Linked DNA regions of Homo sapiens: region 2 is linked to region 1. A link is a loop called in an ENCODE intact Hi-C map of the cell type or tissue named here. Cell type or tissue: breast epithelium. All regions are shown on one strand. Links, peaks and the distances in the headings refer to the core of each region. The heading gives the core; the rest is flanking DNA.

Region 1 (6,261 bases), core at 3,762-6,261:
ATGCGGCCGCTCGGCGTGCCGCCCAGGCTCTGCTGGTGAGCGCCGCCACCCCGCGCCCAGGTCCCGCGAGCCCGCCTGCCGCGCACCTCGCCCTGCTCCCAGCTCTACTCCAGGCCCCGTCCGCCCGGGGGCGCCGCCCACCGCGCCTCGCTCGGTGAGTTTCTTCCACTTCCACCTTCCCTGGGCCCGGCCCTTCCCGCCCCCGGCCCGGCCCGCCTGGCACCCGAATCGCTTGGTCCGTTTGCCCTGTGGCCCCTACCTTTGGGGCTCGCCTTGGCCCTGCCAGAGACCGGAAACCCTGGTTATAGGGACTTTAACCAGAGGGAGTATTTGGTTACCTGGGCACAGCAGGCCCGCCTCGGGCCTCTTGTCTTCCCATTTCTCGGAGCCACAGGCCACGAGACCCTGGCATTCCCAGAGCCTCGCAAAGCACCCCCGCCTCCCGGCCCCCGAACTGGGGCCTTTGTCTCGGCCGCCCCCAATCCCCAGGCCACCGCGGCGGATGCGTCCGAGCCGGGCCGCCGAGCGGCGGCTGCACCTGCCGGCTGGTCCCGTGCGCCGGCTTTTCGCGGCTTAACCCAGCTCGCTCCTGCTTGCGCCCCCGCGCGCTGCGCCCCGCAGCCCTTTATCCTGTGTGACTGGGGTGCGTGTGGGGGAGAGCGCCGGGTCTGGAAGTCTCCCCCCGCCCCAAGCCGGAGTCGGAATCCGTTTAGTGGGATTTCAATAAGAATGGGGCCGCCGCGGGCTTGAAGATCTGCCGCCGGTAGGCGTAGACGGCGTTCTGGATCTGTCTGAAAACGGGGCATTTAAAATTATTCTGTGGCGGCCAGGCTTGAACTCCGCGTTGCTCCAACCACGAGGGGAAAGGCCCCGCGTTCAGGGACCCCGTGTGTGGCGAACGCTCCTTTACCGGAAAACAAGGAAGGAAATTCGTTGTTTTGGAAAAAGCCTCCTCTCCCGAGGTCGGGAACATCTGGTGGTGAGCTCCAGGTCTACGCAGGCACCCCGTGCTAGGATTCGTTTATGAGCAGGCAGGATTCGAGAACCAGGTAGGGCCCGTGCGGCAGCCGAGGCGTCTGGGGAGCGTTTCCCAGCCGGGCTGACAAATTGCAGACAAATTGTGCCTAACGAAACGGATTTACCAGTTGTCAGGCCGCCGGCCCCGGCCGCTCCAAATAAACCGTGGCTGTTCGTGGAGGAGGGAGAAGCACGGCCCGATTGTCTCCGGGTCTCAGCAGGGTTCCGCGGGGAGCCTGCCAGGCTTGAAGGTAGGGGTCAGAAGCGATATAGAATCTCGGAGGCGCCTGGGTCCAGGGTGCCGAGACACCTAGGACGTGGGGGCCACAGACTCTACGATTCCCAAAGACACAGAACAGTAATGAGGTGGGAGAGCCTGCACTGATGCCGAGGGAGGGAGCCTTCTGCTTTAAGGGGCTGGAATTGAACCTCAAGGAGCAGGAGGGGCCGTTATAGCAGTAGTCCCCCCCTTGGGAACCCCCCCGGAGGGATGGCTGCTGGCCTGAGATCTAATGCCCCGGCTTTAAGGGAACTTCTGAACCCATCTGCTAAGGCACCCCACTTCCTCCCCGTACCCCTCAAGGTTTATTGCCAGTGTGGGGCTGGGAGGCCGCTGGGTTGCGAATTAAATTTCTCTATGGAAGGTAGTCCCTTAGCAAATGGGTTTCCTTGACACCCCACCCCCAGCCCCACACCGCGGGCCAATTAGCTGCCCATAAGGAAAAGGCGAGAAGAATTAGGTTACAAAGGGAGGGCAAACTTATGGTCCCAAAGGGGCCGCCTCGGATGAGCTAACTTTAAACAAAGGGCTCAGAGGGGGGGGGGGGCTGGACGGCCGGGGAGACCTGGGCATCTCTGTGTCCCCACCTGGCACCCGCGGCTTAGTAGAGGCCTGAGAAGCACTCTAGAACCGGGCACCAGATCTGCTACCTCCCCAGCTCCCAGGCAGAAGCACCCAGGTCAAATGGTGGCGATCGCCGCTGTGAGTTCTCGGGCCAAAAGGGTCCTTCGAAAATTCTGCTTCCTGGCTGACCTTCTCCAGTCCTCAGAGAAATCTTGTTCCCAAGTAAGGAAAGTGACAGCTTCTTAATGTGATCAAAGGCAGCGCCAGCATTTCCAACTATACTCCCGAACGAACAAAGTACTGAAAAAGGGAACGCGTCCCTCTAAAGGTGTTTTGGGGACCCCAAAGTTCCAGCCCATAAATTGGAGTAAATCTGCTCTCACCAGGCCTGGAACAGCGCCTCAAGACCCCAGCAGATTCTGGGGGCTGCGTTGACCCTCCCCGGGAGTTTGTTTGGGGCCCAAGGTGGGAGGACCATGTCTTCGGCCTAATGGGGAGGGGCCCGGTTGGTGTCCCTCGGTCTGCCTGGCACACACAGACATTGTCGAGCGCGGGTCCCTCTTTATTGGCCAGCTGGGCGCCCTGCTACTTGGCGTCGCATTTCTCTCTCCCAGGCGGGTTCGTTTCCGCCAGAGAATGCAGCAGTCCCGCATCCTACGCAGGACCTGCAACCGAGGTGGAGGCTTCGGTCAAGCCGGCTCCTGCCTGCGTTGTCGAGGAAGGCAACCCCAAGGCCTGAAAGGACCTGGCAGAACTCCTGTTTCCTTTTTTTCCTCTACACCGGATTGCGGGCAAGGAGGCTGGTTCGGGTCTCCCGAGGCCCCTGCTCAAGCACTCCTTAACCGTCCTGCTAAGCCCCTCTGTGCGGCGATTTTCTGAGCTGCCGAGCGGGGTAATTAAATCCCCTCCCTCGCTCCGCTCTGCGTCAGGCAGGCGGCAGCACAGGGCTGACGTTTGGGCAGGGGACTCAGCCAGGCTGGCCACCTCCACTACCGCAGTGGCCGGGACCCTGCCGCGGAGGGGTTAGACGCCGAGCTCGCTGCGCTGAAACTGGGAATACACACGGAACGGGGAGGGGGAGGGTAATTTTTACCGCGCCGGTGGGAGAAAAAGGCGAATTACCTGCTTTCCCGAGGGACGCGCGTAGCCACTTCCCTGAGAGCCGCGGCACCGATCGCGGCCGGGCGGGAAGCTTCCGCTCGGTCCTGGCGTTCACAGCCCAGCGGCCAGCTGCTGGTCTGCCTCCCGCGCTGGGTCCCAGGGTTCGCGCTCGAGCGGGGCAGCTTTGCCGGACACGGGGGATTATCCCTGGGGACGCGGTGTCTTTCAGAGGGTCTTGCTAGTCTCCGGAGACGCCAAATAGGCTCGAGCTCCGCGGCGATCTCATTTTACGAGTTGATGAAGAATCGTAAGCTAAAGGATGGGAAAAGTTGAGAGACAGACGGACGGAGAGACAGTGGGCCCCGGCGGGACCGCACGCGTTGAGGGGAACGCCAACCGGGAGGCACGGAGACTGCTCACCTGCCCGGCCTGGCCGCGGAGGCCCGGCGCCAAGGGCCTCGCGCTCGGCCTCCCGCCCCCTGCGCGGCTTCCCGGGCTGGCGCCGGCCTCCGCTCCCGCAGAGTGGAGTTCCGAGCAGACCGGGCTCCGCGCGCTCCAGCGTGGAGGGGAGCGGGAGGCTTAGCAGGCGGCTCGGGCAGGCGGGTCCCCCAAGGGCACGAGACGCGCTGGTTCCCAGCCCAATGGAGCTCTGCGCCCCCCAGCCCCGCGCTTTACCTGCGCTGAGGCCTCGGACAGACAAACGGACGCCAGACGCCTAGGCAGGAGGAGGCCTCAGCCTGAGCCCGCGGCCCCTTGGCGCTGCCCTGAACTGGCCTGGGAGGGGGTGACGGGGGCGCGCCCGCGGAGCTGGGCCCAGCCGGGCGCCCCCGGAGCCGAGGGGACCGAGGGCTTTCCTCCCTCCTCGGATTATTAAAAAGTTCATTTCCTGGCGAATCGGGTGACGTCAGGGGCTCGGCGTCGCGGTGGCGGGGCCGCCCGGCCGGAGAAGCCGCCTCCAGTTACCCAATTACCGACTGTCAATCCCGCCGCCCCTCCCCCACTCTCCCGGGGGTGGCCGGGACCCCAGCCCTCCTCCTGCCCCCGACCCACCTGGGGGCCCTCTGGACATCTACCCCGGGAGCCTCGGGCCCAACAGGGAAGAGGGCTGGAGGACGCTGTTGAGTCCCCCCAGTACTCGGCACCTGTCTAGGTCCCCCAAAATGCCTTTGTCCTGGACCTCCCTCCTCGGCCCGGGGCTCCCTTCGAGCCTCCGTCTCCCCAGTCTGTACAATGGGAGGGAGGAAGACTTGTGCGCCCGGCCCACACGAACCATAGAGCCGATCTCCGGGCTAGAAGTGAGTGGGGAGCACTTCCAGGTGACTTAGAAGACGGAGACCTCAGACCACCGCCTCCCCCTCACCAGAGGCCACCTCGGGGACCCCCCCCGGAGGAAAAAAAATGCCACCTCTTGCCCGGGGGCGTCTCCCTCCAGCTGGCGCCGGCGCCAGTCCGGGTCTCCACGGCCTCGCCCCAGGCAATTGGGCCCGTTGGCCTGCGAAGGCCACGCCCGGGGAGGGGTGCCCCCTCCCCCTTTCTGGAGCCACCGGCCGGGCCACCTCCACTGGGTCAAGCACAGCCCTGAGCGGCCGCGTGTCCGAGGCCCAGGTGCCCTCTAGAGCCCTGTAGTTCCTGCCCCTCTCTGCCCCTCTCGGCTCCTGCTGTTCCGCCGCTGTCGTCCGAACCATCCCAACCCCCAGTCCACCCAGACAGCGCCCGAGCTAGGGGAGGGAACGGTCTGGGTAGGTAACTGCGCTCGGACTGACCACGTTCAGCGGTGAAGGAGCGTGGCGGGGTTAGGGTCTCGGGGAGAGGCCATCCAGAGGGTGTGCGGCCCGGGCTCCTGGGGAGGGGGCAGTTGGTGGTTAGTTACTGCTAGGGAGGCCCAGAGCATCGAGGGATCCCGGAGTGTTCGCAAGAGGGGCTGCAGGGGTCGGGCCTTGGGGTGAGGGTCCCTTAGTGGTGGGGCGCGTTGGCAGCAGGGGCCGCCAGGAGCGCGCAGGGAGGGGGCCCGCCGGCTGAGGGGGGCCGGCCCGCGGGTCAGTCCCGGAGTCCAGCGGTTCGGGAATTGCGGACGCAGCCAATGGGAGGCGGAGGCTGGGAGGCGCGCGGCGTTGATTGGCTGGCTTGGGCTTCTTAGGCGTGCGCGGCCCCCGCTTCATGTCTGTGCAGGAGTCGGCAGCTGGCGCCAGGGCGGCCGGAGGATGCCGAGGGGCCGGAGCCGGGAGGGCCCGAGGCCGAGGCGCACTCTACCCCCAGCTCCTACCCTGTAAGCCCCGCCAGCCTCCGGACGTGCTGTCCCTGGGCCCGTCGCCCTCGGGGCTCCCGCCGGAACTCCTTCACTCTCAGAGGCCGAGTCCCTCCCCTCCCCACGGCTGCGTGTGTAAGTTTGGGGTTTGAGAGCCGGCTGGGGGCCTGGGGCGCTCCTAGCTTTGAGGGGACTCTGGGGGGACTTAGGGCGGGGGGCCAGGCTGCGGGCGACTGCTTTGGTGTGCTTTGTTGAGAGGTCCTGATTGTGCCGCTTAGTACTGCGCTCAGGGGGCTGCGTGTGCATGTTTTCGGGGTTGAGATCAGTATGTGTATCTGGCGCCAAGTGTGGGTGTGTGCGTGTCGCTGGGATCAAGTGCCACACTGGGTGCCCGGGCGCCTGTCTCCAACTTTTGAGTCTGTGTTCATGTGTTTGTCTACCGGGCGGGGGGGCTCAGTGTGAGTGTCTGACTGAAGTGCTGCTCTGTGCGTTTGTTGGGGTCACTGGTGTCGGGACCCGTCCCCGGGCGTGACCCCATGTGCACGGGTGTGTGATTCTGGAGCCGCGGGTCACCACGTGAGTGTGCGTGGCTGAACCCCCTCCCCCGCCTTCCTTTCGTTTTGAGCCTTGGGCTTTCCTCCCACCCGGGACTGGTGCTCTTTCTCGCCGGATCTGGGCTGGGGCTCCGTGGCGTGCGGGACACCTCGTGGTGGGACTTTGGGGGGTGTCAGGCGCTGGCGGCACGCCTCACTCCCCCTTCCTCGCGCAGGGCCGTTGCCGTCTGCACCCAGACCCTGAGCCGCCGCCGCCGGCCATGGAGGTGGCGCCCGAGCAGCCGCGCTGGATGGCGCACCCGGCCGTGCTGAATGCGCAGCACCCCGACTCACACCACCCGGGCCTGGCGCACAACTACATGGAACCCGCGCAGCTGCTGCCTCCAGACGAGGTGGACGTCTTCTTCAATCACCTCGACTCGCAGGGCAACCCCTACTATGCCAACCCCGCTCACGCGCGGGCGCGCGTCTCCTACAGCCCCGCGCACGGTGAGCACTGG
Region 2 (2,500 bases), core at 1-2,500, 530 kb before region 1:
CACTCACAGCACTGCTTGGGAGTGCAATAAGGTTGTACAGATAAAGTCCTTAGTGCAGTGCCTAACACCCAGTGAGTGCTCAAAAATGTTAGCTTTTGTTCCTTAATCAGTTCCGCCCCCTCCTGCCTCAGGCCCTGTACGAGTCAGGGTTTGACCAGAGAAGTGGGGCCAGTGTGTGGAATCCATCTACAGCCATGCCTGCAGCTGTAGCTCTGTCTCCAGGGCTTTATGACAAGCAGGTGGCCTGTGTGATCACGGGGGCTGGCTAAATGAGTCTGGAATCCACAGAAGGGAAGCTGGCAGGCAGGTGGAGCTCACGGGCACGGCTTATGGGCTTCCCCAGAGGCTCTAGACACGGGCGTGCCCATGAGCTCCACCTGCCTGCCAGCTTCCCTTTTGTGGACTTCAGGCTTGCTTAGCCAGCCCCCACAATCACACAGCCCACTTCCTTGTCATAAAGTCCTTCAGAAAGAGCTACAGCTTGTAGGCCTGGCTGTAGATGGATTCCACACCCTTCTGTCCACAGGTGGAACTTCTCTTTCACACAGAAGCCTGTTTGGCTCTTGAAGCCCACCCAGACCAGCCAGGATAATGTCCCTTACCTAAAGTCAACTGATGACAGACTTTAATCCATATGCAGAATACCTGTACAGCAACTGTAGCTTAGTGTTTGACCGGTTAACTTGCTGTAACCAAGGGAGCGGTCAAGGCATCACATCAAAGCCAGGGGGACGCATCAAAAGCCCATTACACCGCCTGGGCTCAGTTTATTCTGGAATAGATGAAAAATGTCACTGCTGTCTTTTTCTCTCTGCTTCCTATGCTCTGAGCCGCTCAGTGACTCAGCAAGTCTCAGGAAGCTGCAGAGCTGACAGGTCCCTCAGAACCCAGCCAGGCTACTTTGGGCCATCAGGCCACGGCCACGCTGCAGCACCTACTCTGGGAGGTCCTGGAGGTTCGCACACAGCGGCTTCCTTTGCTGCATGGCGTTTCCTGAGTGAAGCAGCCTTACAGGAAACAGAGAGCAACATGTGAAAACAAGAGAACAACAGCAGGAAGAACAGCTTGGGGTAGGGGGGCGGGATGCAGCAGAGGAAGGGCGGAAAATAAATCACAAGGGGTGGGGGGACAGTCCTCAGGGGTCCTCTGTGACTCCTCTCTGGTCCCTACCTGAATTCGGGAACCCCCCCAACTTTACTGAGCAGGGGATGGCGGTGGGAAGGGTGCAACAGGAGTGTGCGAGCAGACACGGACACTCAGCTCTCGGGGGCGCCGTGCAGGGTGTCAGCCTGGGCTGGGTGACTTCTAAGGCCCTGCCAGCCCAAGCTGCTGACTTGGTTCTTTAATTCACCGAAGGATGAAGTATTGAGCCAGCCACTGTCCTTAGCAATGGCATGGCCCCTGACCTCACAGAGCTTACCCCGCAACCTCCCCCCCCGAAGGAGCAGACCTCAATGAAGTCATCACAAAAATACATGAAGGACAGAAAAGTCCAGGGGCCGTGAAAGACGTTAGGAAGAGGCTGTAGATGGAGGTGGGGCCTCCCTAAAGAGTTGGGGTCTGGCAAGACCTGAAGGGTGAATGTGGATTGGTCAGGAGTAGGCTTGGGGATGGTGGAGGGAGCCGTATGCCCAAAGGGCCTGAGAAGGGGAGCCCTGGAGGGTCAGTGTGGCTGCAGGAGAGGATGGGAAAGGGCCTGGTCACTCACAGTCATGATGGTCACCAGAGGAGGTCACAGGAGAGTTGTGAGTGGGCGAGCCCGAGGTGGGATCTGGGTGTTGAAAAGATTAACCTGATGCTGTGTGGTCCGTGGTTCTGATGGAGCTGGGACACCAGTCAGGAGGCTAGGACAGCTGTCCAGGAGTGGTGCTGGGGCTGGGCTGGGTGGTGGGTGCGACTGGAGAGTAGCAGGTGGGTCTGAGCCACTTGGAGCTGAGACTTAGCAGGACTCCGTGTGTACAGGTGAGGAGGGCTCTTCACCTGCTCCTCCTCACTGGCCCCTCCTCACTGGCCCCTCGGCATCCAGGCTGGCTCCAACCTGCTCGTCCCCGTGCAGGCAGTGCAGACAAGCCAAGCTTGTGCCCAGCCCTGTGATTTTGCTATGGGAGTCACCTCCGCCCTGGATCACACAAGTCATGGCCCCACCTTGCCACTCAGGCCTCAATTCCAGGGTCACATCTCAGAGAAGTCTCCTGTGATGGGCTGGTTGTGTCTCCCCAATTCATATGTTGATGTCCAGACCCCCAGAGCTCCTCATAATGTGATCTTATTTGGCGATGGGACCTTTAATGAGGTAATCAAGTTAAAATGAGGTCTTTAGGGTGGGCCCTAATCCAGTCTGACTGGTGTCCTTCTAAGAAGAGGGGATTAGGACAGAAATACACACAGAAGGAAGACCACGCGAGGATACAGGGAGAAGGCGGCCCTGGCTGCCAGCCCAGGAGAGAGGCCGCAGGAGAAGCCAACGCTGCGACACCGCACTCTGGTCAGCCTCCACAGC

Evidence for each region. Peaks named below come from ENCODE experiments on the same cell type or tissue, not always from the same donor. Only the 100,000 strongest peaks of a DNase experiment are listed, where the experiment ranks them.
Region 2: a loop joins it to region 1, with 16 times the contacts of the local background. A loop is called at or near these places in 1 of 110 quality-filtered maps.

The regions. Positions count from the first base shown.
Region 1 is chr3:128,486,792-128,493,052 of GRCh38, reverse strand. GATA2 (GATA binding protein 2) reads left to right here. Exons shown (of 6, transcript NM_032638.5): 1 at 1-154; 2 at 5,977-6,250. The coding sequence starts at 6,022. It overlaps GATA2-AS1 (GATA2 antisense RNA 1), which reads right to left and starts at 3,850. Exons shown (of 3, transcript NR_125398.1): 1 at 3,383-3,850; 2 at 2,984-3,274. RefSeq lists silencers at 53-142, 5,027-5,226, enhancers at 1,914-2,723, 2,724-3,535, 3,536-4,346, 5,314-5,921 and a cis regulatory region at 3,601-5,382. In breast epithelium, for the core only: no CTCF peak of the experiment used is centred there; a DNase peak (open chromatin) is centred at 5,082; H3K4me3 peaks cover 2,500 bases; H3K27ac peaks cover 1,211 bases; H3K27me3 peaks cover 2,500 bases.
Region 2 is chr3:129,014,358-129,016,857 of GRCh38, reverse strand. The region is part of intron 2 of EFCC1 (EF-hand and coiled-coil domain containing 1); the gene reads right to left. It also overlaps a transcript of CFAP92 not described here. Among named protein-coding and RNA genes, the nearest start is that of EFCC1, 14 kb to the right of the region's middle. RefSeq lists enhancers at 532-581, 602-711, 425-932. In breast epithelium, for the core only: no CTCF peak of the experiment used is centred there; a DNase peak (open chromatin) is centred at 946; H3K27ac peaks cover 2,500 bases.